2 separate regions of the Homo sapiens genome follow, and region 2 is linked to region 1. A link is a loop called in an ENCODE intact Hi-C map of the cell type or tissue named here. Cell type or tissue: PC-9. All regions are shown on one strand. Each heading gives the region's core, and the rest is flanking DNA. Links, peaks and the distances in the headings are about the cores only.

What was found. Hi-C counts contacts between places; a loop is a spot of excess contacts. Peaks named below come from ENCODE experiments on the same cell type or tissue, not always from the same donor. Only the 100,000 strongest peaks of a DNase experiment are listed, where the experiment ranks them.
Region 2: a loop joins it to region 1, with 11 times the contacts of the local background. A loop is called at or near these places in 7 of 110 quality-filtered maps.

The regions. Positions count from the first base shown.
Region 1 is chr17:6,277,181-6,282,554 of GRCh38, reverse strand. No RefSeq gene overlaps it. Among named protein-coding and RNA genes, the nearest start is that of AIPL1, 160 kb to the left of the region's middle. In PC-9, for the core only: a CTCF peak has its summit at 2,577; no DNase peak of the experiment used is centred there; H3K27me3 peaks cover 537 bases.
Region 2 is chr17:5,570,112-5,575,485 of GRCh38, reverse strand. The region is part of intron 3 of NLRP1 (NLR family pyrin domain containing 1); the gene reads left to right. Among named protein-coding and RNA genes, the nearest start is that of NLRP1, 12 kb to the left of the region's middle. In PC-9, for the core only: no CTCF peak of the experiment used is centred there; no DNase peak of the experiment used is centred there.

The DNA.
Region 1 (5,374 bases), core at 108-5,107:
ATAGGACACTGACAGTCCACCTCTATGCTTATTTGCAGCACATGGGAGAGGCTGGAGAGGGGCACACCTCACAGGCGCAGTATATATCAGTCTGTAAGGCACTGTATCAGATCTTCATTCATTTTGATTTTGTTCCTCAGGCATTTTTAACTTTCACTAGTGATTAAAACTTTGAACCTTCCCAATGCCACAAAACCATTACAAGACAAGGCCAAGACTTTAACACACACCTTTTGATTCCTGATTCCCAGGCCAGGGTTCGGAGGTAGAAGTTGCTTGTCTGGTCAGAGAGAGAAGGCTCACATATGCAACAGCTGCAAAACTCCAAAGGATTGCTGCTCATTTATCCCCATACTTTCTCTGCTGCCTGTCCCTCCCTGCATCTATTCAGCCTTCCATTTACCCATCTATCTATCTATCCATCCATCCATCCATCCATCCAGTCATCCATCCATTCATCACAAAATTAGACCATCTGACCCTGTGCTGAGAAATCAGGAGAGAAAGATGAATCAGTGTGGTCTCTGCTATCAAGGAGATGCACAGGTGAACAGACAAATCAGAGCACAGGATAGAGTCACAAGCTGATAGAGGGTGGCACTGAGGCAGAGGAAGAACATGGAAGCCTGGAAGGATTGATGGAAGAGGTAACACTTTGTGCTGGAGGCATCGAAGAGCCACTAAAGTGTTTTAAGAACGGAAGCTGATATGGTCAACTTTGTGTTTTATGGTGGGAGAAGGAACAGGACGAATTGGGGTAGGATATGGTGAACTCTACTATTGTGCTTAACCATTCACTCCCTCTTCCTGTAAGCAGGCTATATTTCCTTACCCATTCCTCTATGACTTGCAATGTTTCCATAGGTATTTGATGCCAGGCTGATCTTGTGATCTGTTTTGGCCAATTAAATGAGAGTAGAGTGACATACACCAATTCTGACCAGAAGCTTTAAAAGGCTGTGTTAGTTATCTACTGCTGCATAATGAATTACCCTTAAACATAGTGGCCCAACACAATAAATATTTATTATCTCACACAGTTTCTCTGGGAAAGGAGTCTAGGAGGAGCATTGCCGGTTGGTTCTGGCTCAGTCACCCTTGAGGTTTCAGCCAAGATATCAGTTGGGCCACAGTCATCCGAAGACTTGACTGGGGCTGGAGGATCTGCTTCCAAGGTGGCTCCCTCACATAGCCAGTAGTGCTGGCTGTTGGCAGGAGGCCTCCGTCCCTCACCACAACGTCTCCTCCATAAAGATGCCGAGTGTCCTAGTGACATGGCAGCTGGCCTGCCCCAGAGCAGTGCTCCAAGATCCAAGAATGAGCCACAGTGCTTTTATGACCTATTTTCAGAGACTACACACCAGCAGTTCTGCTATGGGCTGGTAATTATAAGTGGGTCACTAACTCCAACTTATACTCAAGGGGAGGAGAATTAAACTCCACCTCTCGAAGCAAGGAGTATAAAAACATTTGTAAAAAAGATTTTAAAACCACCACAGAGGCATTGCATTTTTGTGCTGCTCTCTCGCCTTTTCTTGCTAGGAAAATGGCATGTCTCAGACAGAGACTGTTGCTCCAGCCTGAATCCTGGATCCCGCCAGTGCAGGAGAGTTGCAACTAGATCTTGCTGTTGCAAGATTCTGAAACTGAGAGGTTGTTTGTTACTGCAGCATAACCAAGTGAAAACTGCCTGCTACAAGGTAGTAGGTCTGAAGTCAGGGAGACTGGCTGAGAAGATGGGATTTGGCCTAAGGCAGGGGAAGGGGACTTGGAAGGTGGAGTGGAGAGGGCTTTGGTGACTGATGTACCACGGGGAGAGGAAGTTGCCAAGAGAACTCCAGGAATACTTGCCTGATTGTATGGGGCTTACTCTGAAGGAAGCAGGATATTTTTTAAAAAAGACTAGAGAGCCCCCCTGGAGCAACTAGAAGAGGCTTCATGGAGGGGGAATCTGGTGGGAGGGGTTCTTCAAGGCTGGACTGGGTTGGGTGATCTACTGCCAGATAGTCTGCTGCAGCCTGGACAAGCTGAGCTCTGGCTTGGCTGGGGATGATGTTCCCAGGATTCATTCAGTCATTGACTCAAAAACTAACATTTATTGAGTACCTACTATGTGTTAGGAACATTTCTAAACTTTGGAAATATTAAGATAATCAGAGAAAAAGCTATAGCTGTCAAGAAGTTTAAAGTCTGGTAGGCTGAGTGTGGGTGGCTCACGCCTGTAATGCCTGCACTTTGGGAGGCTGAAGCGGGCGGATCACGACGTCAGGAGATCGAGACCAGCCTAGGAAACATGGTGAAACCCCATCTCTACTAAAATGCAAAAAACTAGCTGGGCATGGCAGCAGGAGCCTATAGTCCCAGCTACTCGGGAGCCTGAGGCAGGAGAATAGCTTGAACCCGGGAGGCGGAGGTTGCAGTGAGCTGAGATTGCACCACTGCACTCCAGCCTGGTGACAGAGCAAAACTCCATCTCACAAAAAAAAAAAAAAAAAAAAAGGAAAAAGAAAAAGAAAAAGAAAAAGAAAAGAAAAAGTCTGGTAGATGGGAGAGGCAATAAACAAGTAACTAGTGTTGGGATCTCCCTTATCTCCTGACCACTGTCTGTTCCACTAGGCGGGGATCTTTCTCCACCTTTCTCTGCCAGGACATCTGCAGGAACCTTTCTGGCACCACCCAGTGGCTCACCTGGCGGCTGTGATCTGAGTTTGGCCTGACAGGTGAACTTCCTTCCCCGTGCCCCGACTCGCCCATCTTTGTGTGTCAGCCTTGTCACGTGTTTCTGCACTGACCGTGCCTTGTGTGGATGGAGGTGTTACAGGTAAAGGCAACCTTGAAAGCAGTCCAGGGAGGACCATGCTTTTGGAAGCAAAATGTTTTGGCACCAGGGCCTGGTGTTCTCCATGTCTGACGCGTGACCTTCACGCTCCCAGTGACGACTGCTGTGCTGTTACCACAAAATCCAATTTCAAATGATATTTATTTTAGTATCATTGTCTCCATCTCTGTCTAATTTTATTCCTATAGTTTCTTCATGCTTCCATTGACAACATCGCTGTTCTCCAAGATGGTCATAAAATAGAGTCAAGGTACATCAGATTTCCTTCCCAGGGGTGATAAGTGCAGTAGAACAGAAATTCCTTTACTAAAGGAAAACATGTTTTCATTTTTATTGTTGAAGAATATATGCAAAATTTCCATGACACAAGATACTTGTTATTAGCCAGTAACTTTTATTATGAGTTTTTTTTTTCTTTCTTAGCAAAGTAGAAACTAATACAAGTGTTTCCCAAGGTTGGACAAAGACCGATCAGACAGAGGTCAAGGGAAGATTTGTCATTAATTTGACTCTGGCTGGGCAAAAGGAGGATGTTTCTGGAAGTTCATTCCTTTGTGTGGTGTCCAGAGCCCAAGTCCTAATCGAGGCTCCACCACTGACTAGCTGCAGGATCTTGGGCAATTCCATTGCCTGGTCTGAGCCTCAGTTTCTCTCCTATAAAATGAGGGCCTCCTGCAAATAGACACACTCAGACATTGCTGGTAGTAGTGAGAATTAGCACAGCCACTTTGCAGAGGAGTTTGGCAATATCCAGCCACACTGAAAATGCAACGAAAGCTAAGACCAGCAATTCCACATCTAGGTTTCCACCTTAGAGAAACCCCCCCAGGGGTGTGCAAGGGTATTTACTGCAGCACTAATTAATGACAAAAAAAAAAAGGGAAACAACTTAGATTTCAGGCAATCAGAGGAGTAACTGAATAAAATGGAGTCTATTCATAAAATAAAATTAAAAGCAATTAAAGGAATGTGCTAGATTCACGCAGCAATATGGATAAATCTCAAGACGATCATGTTGAATGAGAAGAGTGTGTTGCAGAAAGCAGAGAAGAAGGTTATGTTGAAATTCTACCCCTTATGCTGATCAACACACACGAAGCAATACTACGAATTATCAGGGGTTTCTGTGTCTATGCCAAAGTTTAAAAATGGAACCAGAGAAGTGCACATTTAATTCATGATCATGTTTGCCTTGGCAGGATGAAAGAAAATAGAATTAGGAATGAGGAAGAAAGAGACTTTGAGTCTGGCTGTCATGTCATAATACATATGTGATTTAAATTTTATAAATTTCTAAAAAGGAAGACAAAGCAAGTAACATGAACAAATTGTCAGTTCTGCATGGTGGATAAGTAGGTGCATATGGGGTGCTGATTTTATGTTTTTCCTGTATCTTTAAAATTTCTCAACAAAATTAAAAATGAAAGCATATGCATAAAAATAAGCTGGAGGCCGGGCACTGTGGCTCACGCCTGTAATCCCAGCAGTTTGGGAGGCCGAGGCAGGTGGATCACTTGAGGTCAGGAGTTCAAGATCAGCCTGGCCAACGTGATGAAACCCCATCTCTACTAAAAATACAAAAATTAGCTGGGCCTGGTGGTGTGCATCTGTAATCCCAGCTACTCGGGAGGCTGAGGCAGGAGAGTTGCTTGAACCTGGGAGGCGGAGGTTGCAGTGAGCCGAGATTGCACCAATGCACTCCAGCCTGGGTGACAGAGTGAAACTCTGAAAAAAAAAAAAATCCCTGGAAAGGGCTCATTAGAAGGAAAAAGGTGATTCAGTCCTTTGGTCCCAACTTGTTGGGCCTCTAGGGCTAAAGAGTGTGGACTGAGGGTTCCACATCTCTTGGGATTCCCACCCTGGGAAACTCTACCCACAGTAGCTCTTACTCATCAGCCCAAACCAGGGAAGCCTGTGAGCAGTTGGTGTTGCTAAAATGTGGTATGTGAACAGGAGAAGGTGGGAATATAACAGGAAAAGGAGGCCAAGGAGCCACTCACGAGAGACTGGGGTGGCAGATGGAGCAATCAGGGTTGAAAGCACCTTTGGAGTTTTCCAGGGTGACAGAGGTAATGGGGAGGAAACACTCTAAGATGTGAGTGTGGTGCAAGTGAATGAACAAAGATGTGATGGACATGGGCTTTAGGGAGCAGGAAGCCGGCTCAGAGCAGCTAGAGAATGGAGTGGGTGCGGAAGGAGGTGAAGCTGGAGGTGCGTGTTTGGGCCAGATTATGCAAAAGCTGTGAGTACCGTGCCCAGCAGGGAGGACTCTATGCTAAGGGGCCAGGGAAGCAGCAGGCCTTGTAAGCCACCCTCTGGCAGCTGGCAAGGAGGCTGGGATGGAGAGGAGGCCCTGGAGGCAGGGGGTGTGGGAAGGTCCCACTGTCCAGGTGAGCATCCATGGGCAAGGCTGTTCTGAATTGCAGCAGTGCCAGTGAGGAGGAGGAGTGAAACTGGCTGGCAGGCACGACTGCAGTAATTACAAACACCTGCTTTTGGGCAGGCCCACAGCTTAGCACTTCACACAAGTGGATT
Region 2 (5,374 bases), core at 293-5,292, 710 kb after region 1:
ATCAGAGACTAGGATTGCAACCCCTGCCTTTTTTTGTTTTCCATTTGCTTGGTAGATCTTCCTCCATCCCTTTATTTTGAGCCTATGTGTGTCTTTGCACGTGAGATGGGTTTCCTGAATACAGCACACTGATGGGTCTTGACTCTTTATCCCATTTCCCTGTCTGTGTCTTTTAATCGGAGCATTTAGCCCATTTACATTTAAGGTTAATATTGTTATGTGTGAATTTGATCCTGTCATTATGATGTTAGCTGGTTATTTTGCTCATGAGTTGATGCAGTTTCTTCCTAGCATTGGTGGTCTTTACAGTTTGGCATGTTTTTGCAGTGGCTGATACCGGTTGTTCCTTTCCATGTTTAGTGCTTCCTTCAGGAACTCTTTTAGGGCAGGCCTGGTGGTGACAAAATCTCTCAGCATTTGCTTGTCTGTAAAGGATTTTATTTCTCCTTCACTTATGAAGCTTAGTTTGGCTGGATATGAAATTCTGGGTTGAAAATTCTTTTCTTTAAGAAAGTTGAATATTGCCAGGCGTGGTGGCTCACACCTGTAATCCCAGCATTTTGGGAGGCCGAGATGGGCAGACCATGAGGTCAGGAGATCGAGACCGTCCTGGCTAACATGGTGAAACCCCATCTCTACTAAAAAATACAAAAAAAATTAGCCGGGCGTGATGGCGGGCACCTATAGTCCCAGCTGCTCAGGAGGCTAAGGCAGGAGAATGGCATGAACCTGGGAGGCGGAGCTTGCAGTGAGCCGAGGTTATGCCACTGCACTCCAGCCTGGGTGACAGAGCGAGACTCCATCTCAAAAAAAAAAAAAAAAAAAGAATGTTGAATATTGGCCCCCACTCTCTTCTGGCTTGTAGAGTTTCTGCCGAGAGATCCACTGTTAGTCTGATGGGCTTCCCTTTGTGGGTAACCCGACCTTTCTCTCTGGCTGCCCTTAACATTTTTTCCTTCATTTCAGCTTTGGTGAATCTGACAATTATGTGTCTTGGAGTTGCTCTTCTTAAGGAGTATCTTTGTGGTGTTCTCTGTAGCTCCTGAATTTGAATGTTGGCCTGCCTTGCTAGGTTGGGGAAGTTCTCCTGGATAATATCCTGCAGAATGATTTCCAACTTGGTTCCATTCTCCCCGTCACTTTCAGGTACACCAATCAGATGTAGATTTGGTCTTTTCACATAGTCCCATATTTCTTGGAGGCTTTGTTCGTTTCTTTTTACTCTTTTTTCTCTAAACTTCTCTTCTTCCTTCATTTCATTCATTTGGTCTTCAATCACTGATACCCTTTCTTCCAGTTGATCGAATTGGCTACTGAAGCTTGTGCATTCTTCACGTAGTTCTCGTGCCATGGTTTTCAGCTCCATCAGGTCATTTAAGGACTTCTCTACACTGGTTATTTTAGTTAGCCATTTGTCTAATCTTTTTTCAAGGTTTTTAGCTTCTTTGTGATGGATTCGAACTTCCTCCTTTAGCTCGGAGAAGTTTGATCTTCTGAAGCCTTCTTCTCTCAACTCATCAAAGTCATTCTCCGTCCAGCTTTGTTCCATTGCTGGCGAGGAGCTATGTTCCTTTGGAGGGGGAGAGGCGCTCTGATTTTTAGAATTTTCAGCTTTTCTGGTCAGTTTTTTCCCCATCTTTGTGGTTTTATCTACCTTTGGTCTTTGACATAAAGATGGGGTTTTGGTGTGGATGTCCTTTATGTTTGTTAGTTTTCCTTCTAACAGTCAGGACCCTCAGCTGCAGGTCTGTTGGAGTTTGCTGGAGGTCCACTCCAGACCTTGTTTGCCTGGGTATCAGCAGCAGAGGCTGAAGAACAGCGAATATTGCTAAACAGCAAATGTTGCTGCCTGATCCTTCCTCTGGAAGCTTCGTCTCAGAGAGGTAGACGGCTGTGTGAGGTGTCAGTCTGCCCCTACTTGGGGGTGCTTCCCAGTTAGGCTACTCGGGGGTCAGGGACCCACCTGAGGAGGCAGTCTGTCTGTTCTCAGATCTCAAACTCCATGCTGGGAGAACCGCTGCTCTCTTCAAAGCTGTCAAACAGGGACATTTAAGTCTGCAGAGGTTTCTGCTGCCTTTTGTTTGGCTATGCCCTGCCCCCAGAGGTGGAGTCTACAGAGGCAGGCAGGCCTCCTTGAGCTGCGGTGGGCTCCACCCAGTTCAAGCTTCCCAGCTGCTTTGTTTACCTACTCAAGCCTCAGCAATGGTGGGCACCCCTCCCCCCGCCTCACTGCCGCCTTGCTGTTCAATCTCAGACTGCTGGCTAGCAATAAGTGAGGCTCCGTGGGTACAGGACCCTCTGAGCCAGGCACGGGATATAATCTCCTGGTGTGCCGTTTGCAAAGACCGTTGGAAAAGTGCAGTATTAGGGTGGGAGTGACCCAATTTTCCAGGTGCCATCTGTCACAGCTTCCCTTGGCTAGGAAAGGGAATTCCCTGACCCCTTGCACTTCCCAGGTGAGGCAATGCCTCGCCCTGCTTTGGCTTATGCTCGGTGGGCTGCACCCACTGTCCTGCACCCACTGTCTGACAAGCCCCAGTGAGATGAACCTGGTACCTCAGTTGGAAATACAGAAATCACCTGTCTTCTGCGCTGCTCACCCTGGGAGTTGTAGACCGGAGCTGTTCCTATTCGGCCATCTTGGAACCACCCCAATTTGCATTTTGCTAATAATAAGTGATGTTGAGCATTTTTTCATATGCTGTTGGCCATGTGTATGTCTTCTTTTGAAGAGTCTATTGGTGTCCTTTGTCCACTTTTTTTTTTTTTTTTTTCTGAGACAAAGTATCACACTGTCATCCAAGCTGGAATGCAGTGGTGAGATCTCTGCTCATTGCAACCTCCACCTCACGGGCTCAAGGGATTCTCCTGCCTCACCCTCCCAAGTAGCTGGGATTACAGGTGTGCACCACTACGCCCAGCTAATTTTTGTATTTTTTAGTAGAGATGGTCTGTTGGCCAGGCTGGTCTCGAATTCCTCACCTCAAGTGATCTGTCCACCTCAGTCCCCAAAGTGGTAGGATTACAGGCATGAGCCACCATGCCTGGCCATTTGTCCACTTTTTAATGGGATTGTTTTTGGCTTATTAATGTGTTTAAGTTCCTTATAGATTCTGGATATTCCAACTTTGTCAGATGGGTAGTTTGCAAATATTTTCTCCCATTCTGTGGGTTGTCTATTTACTTTGTGGGTAGTTTCTTTTGCTGTGCAGAAGTTCTCTAGTTTAATTAGGTCCCATTTGTCAATTTTTGTTTTCATTGCAATTGTTTTTGGCATCTTCCTCATGAAATTTTTGCCAGGACCTATGTTCAGAATAGTATTTCCTAAGTTTTCTTCAAGGGTTTTTAAAGTTCTAGGTTTTACGTTTAAGACTTTCATCCATCTTCCATTGATCTTTGTATATAGTATCAGGAAGGGGTCCAGTTTCAGTCTTCTGCATATGGCTAGCCAGTTATCTCAGCATCACGTATTGAATAGGGAATGCTTTCCCCATTGCTTGTTTTTGTCAACATTATCAAAGATCAGATGGTTGTAGATATACAGCTTTATTTCTGGGCATTTTATTCTGTTCCATTGGTCTATGTGTCTGTTTTTGTACCAGTAGCATGCCGTTTTGGTTACTGTTGCCTTGTAGTATAGTTTAAAAATAGGTAATGTGATGCCTCCAGATTTGTTATTTTTTACTTAGAATTGCTTTGGCTATTTGGGCTGTTTTTTGGTTCCATATTAATTTTAGAATTTCTTTCTCATTATGTGAAGAATGTCATTGGTTGCTTGCTAGGAATAGCATTGAATCTGTAAATTGCTTGGAGTAGTATGGCGATTTTAACAATATTGATTATTCCTATTCATGAGCATGGAATGTTTTCCATTTGTGTGTGTATCATCTCTGATTTCTTTCAGCAGTGTTTTGTAGTTCTTGCTATAGAGATCTTTCACAATCCTGGTTAGATGTATTCCTAGGTACTTTTTTGTGGCTATTGTGAATGGGATTGCATTCTTGATTTGGTGCTTATTGCACAATGTTACATAATACTTACTACCCAATAGAAGAAATTGATTTTGTATCCTGAAACTTTGCTGAAGTTGTTTATTAGATCTAGCAGATTTGGGACAGAGACTAGGAGGTTTTCTAGGTATAAAATCATAACATCTGCAAACAGAGATACTTTGACTTCCTCTCCTCCTATTTGGATGTCTTTTACTTCTTTCTCTTACCTGATTGCTCTGGGTAGGACTTCTAGTACTATGTTGAATAGATGGTGAGAATGAGCATCCTTGTCTTGTTCTGGTTCTCAAGGAGAATACTTCCAGCTTTTGCCCATTCAGTGTGATGTTGGCTGTGGTTTTGTCATAAATGGCCCTTATTATTTTGAGGTATGCTCCTTCAATGTCTAGTTTGTTGAGAGTTTTAACATTGAAGGATGTTGAATTTTATCAAATGCTTTTTCTGCATCTATTGAGATGATCATGTGGGGGCTTTTTTACTTCTATTTATGTGATAGATCACATTTATTGATTTGCATATGTTGAATCAAACATGCATCCCAGAGATAAAACCTATCTGGTTGTGGTGAATTCGCTTTTTGACGTGCTGCTGGATTCAGTTTGCTAGTATTTTGCTGAAGATTTTTGCAGCTATGTTCATCACAGATATTGTCCTTAAGTTTTCTTCTTTTGTTGTGTCTCTGCCAGGTTTCGGTATCAGAATGATACCAAACTCATAGAATGATACCTAACTCATAGAATGAGTTAGAGAGGAGTCCCCTCCTCCTCAATTTTTTGGAATAGTTTCAGTAGAAATTGTACGAGCTCTTCTTTATGTGTCTGGTAGAATTCAGCTGTGAATCTCTCTGGTCCTGGCCTTTTTCTGGTTGTTAGAATTTTTATTACTGATTCAATTTTAGAACTCGTTATTGCTCTGTTCAGAGTTTTAATTTCTTCCTGGTTCAGTCCTAGGAATTTATTTCTTGTAGGTTTTTCTAGTTTCTGTATATAGAGGTGTTCGTAATAGTCTCTGAGGGTTTTTTATATTTCCACGGGGTCAATGGTAATGTCCTCTTTGTCATTTCTGGTTGTGTTTATTTGGATCTTCTGTCTTTTTTTTTTCTTTATTAGTCTAGCTAGTGGTCTATCGATCTTATTTATTCTTCCAAAGAATGAACTTTTGGTTTTGTTGATCTTTTGTATGGTTTTTTCCATCTCAATTTTATTCAGTTCAGCTCTGATTTTGGTTATTTCTTGTCTTCTGCTAGCTTTGGGATTGATCTTGCTCTTGTTTTTCTAATTCTTCTATTTGTGATGTTAGGTTGCTAATTTGAGATTTTTCTAACTTTTTGATATGGGCATTTACTGCTATAAACTTTCCACTGC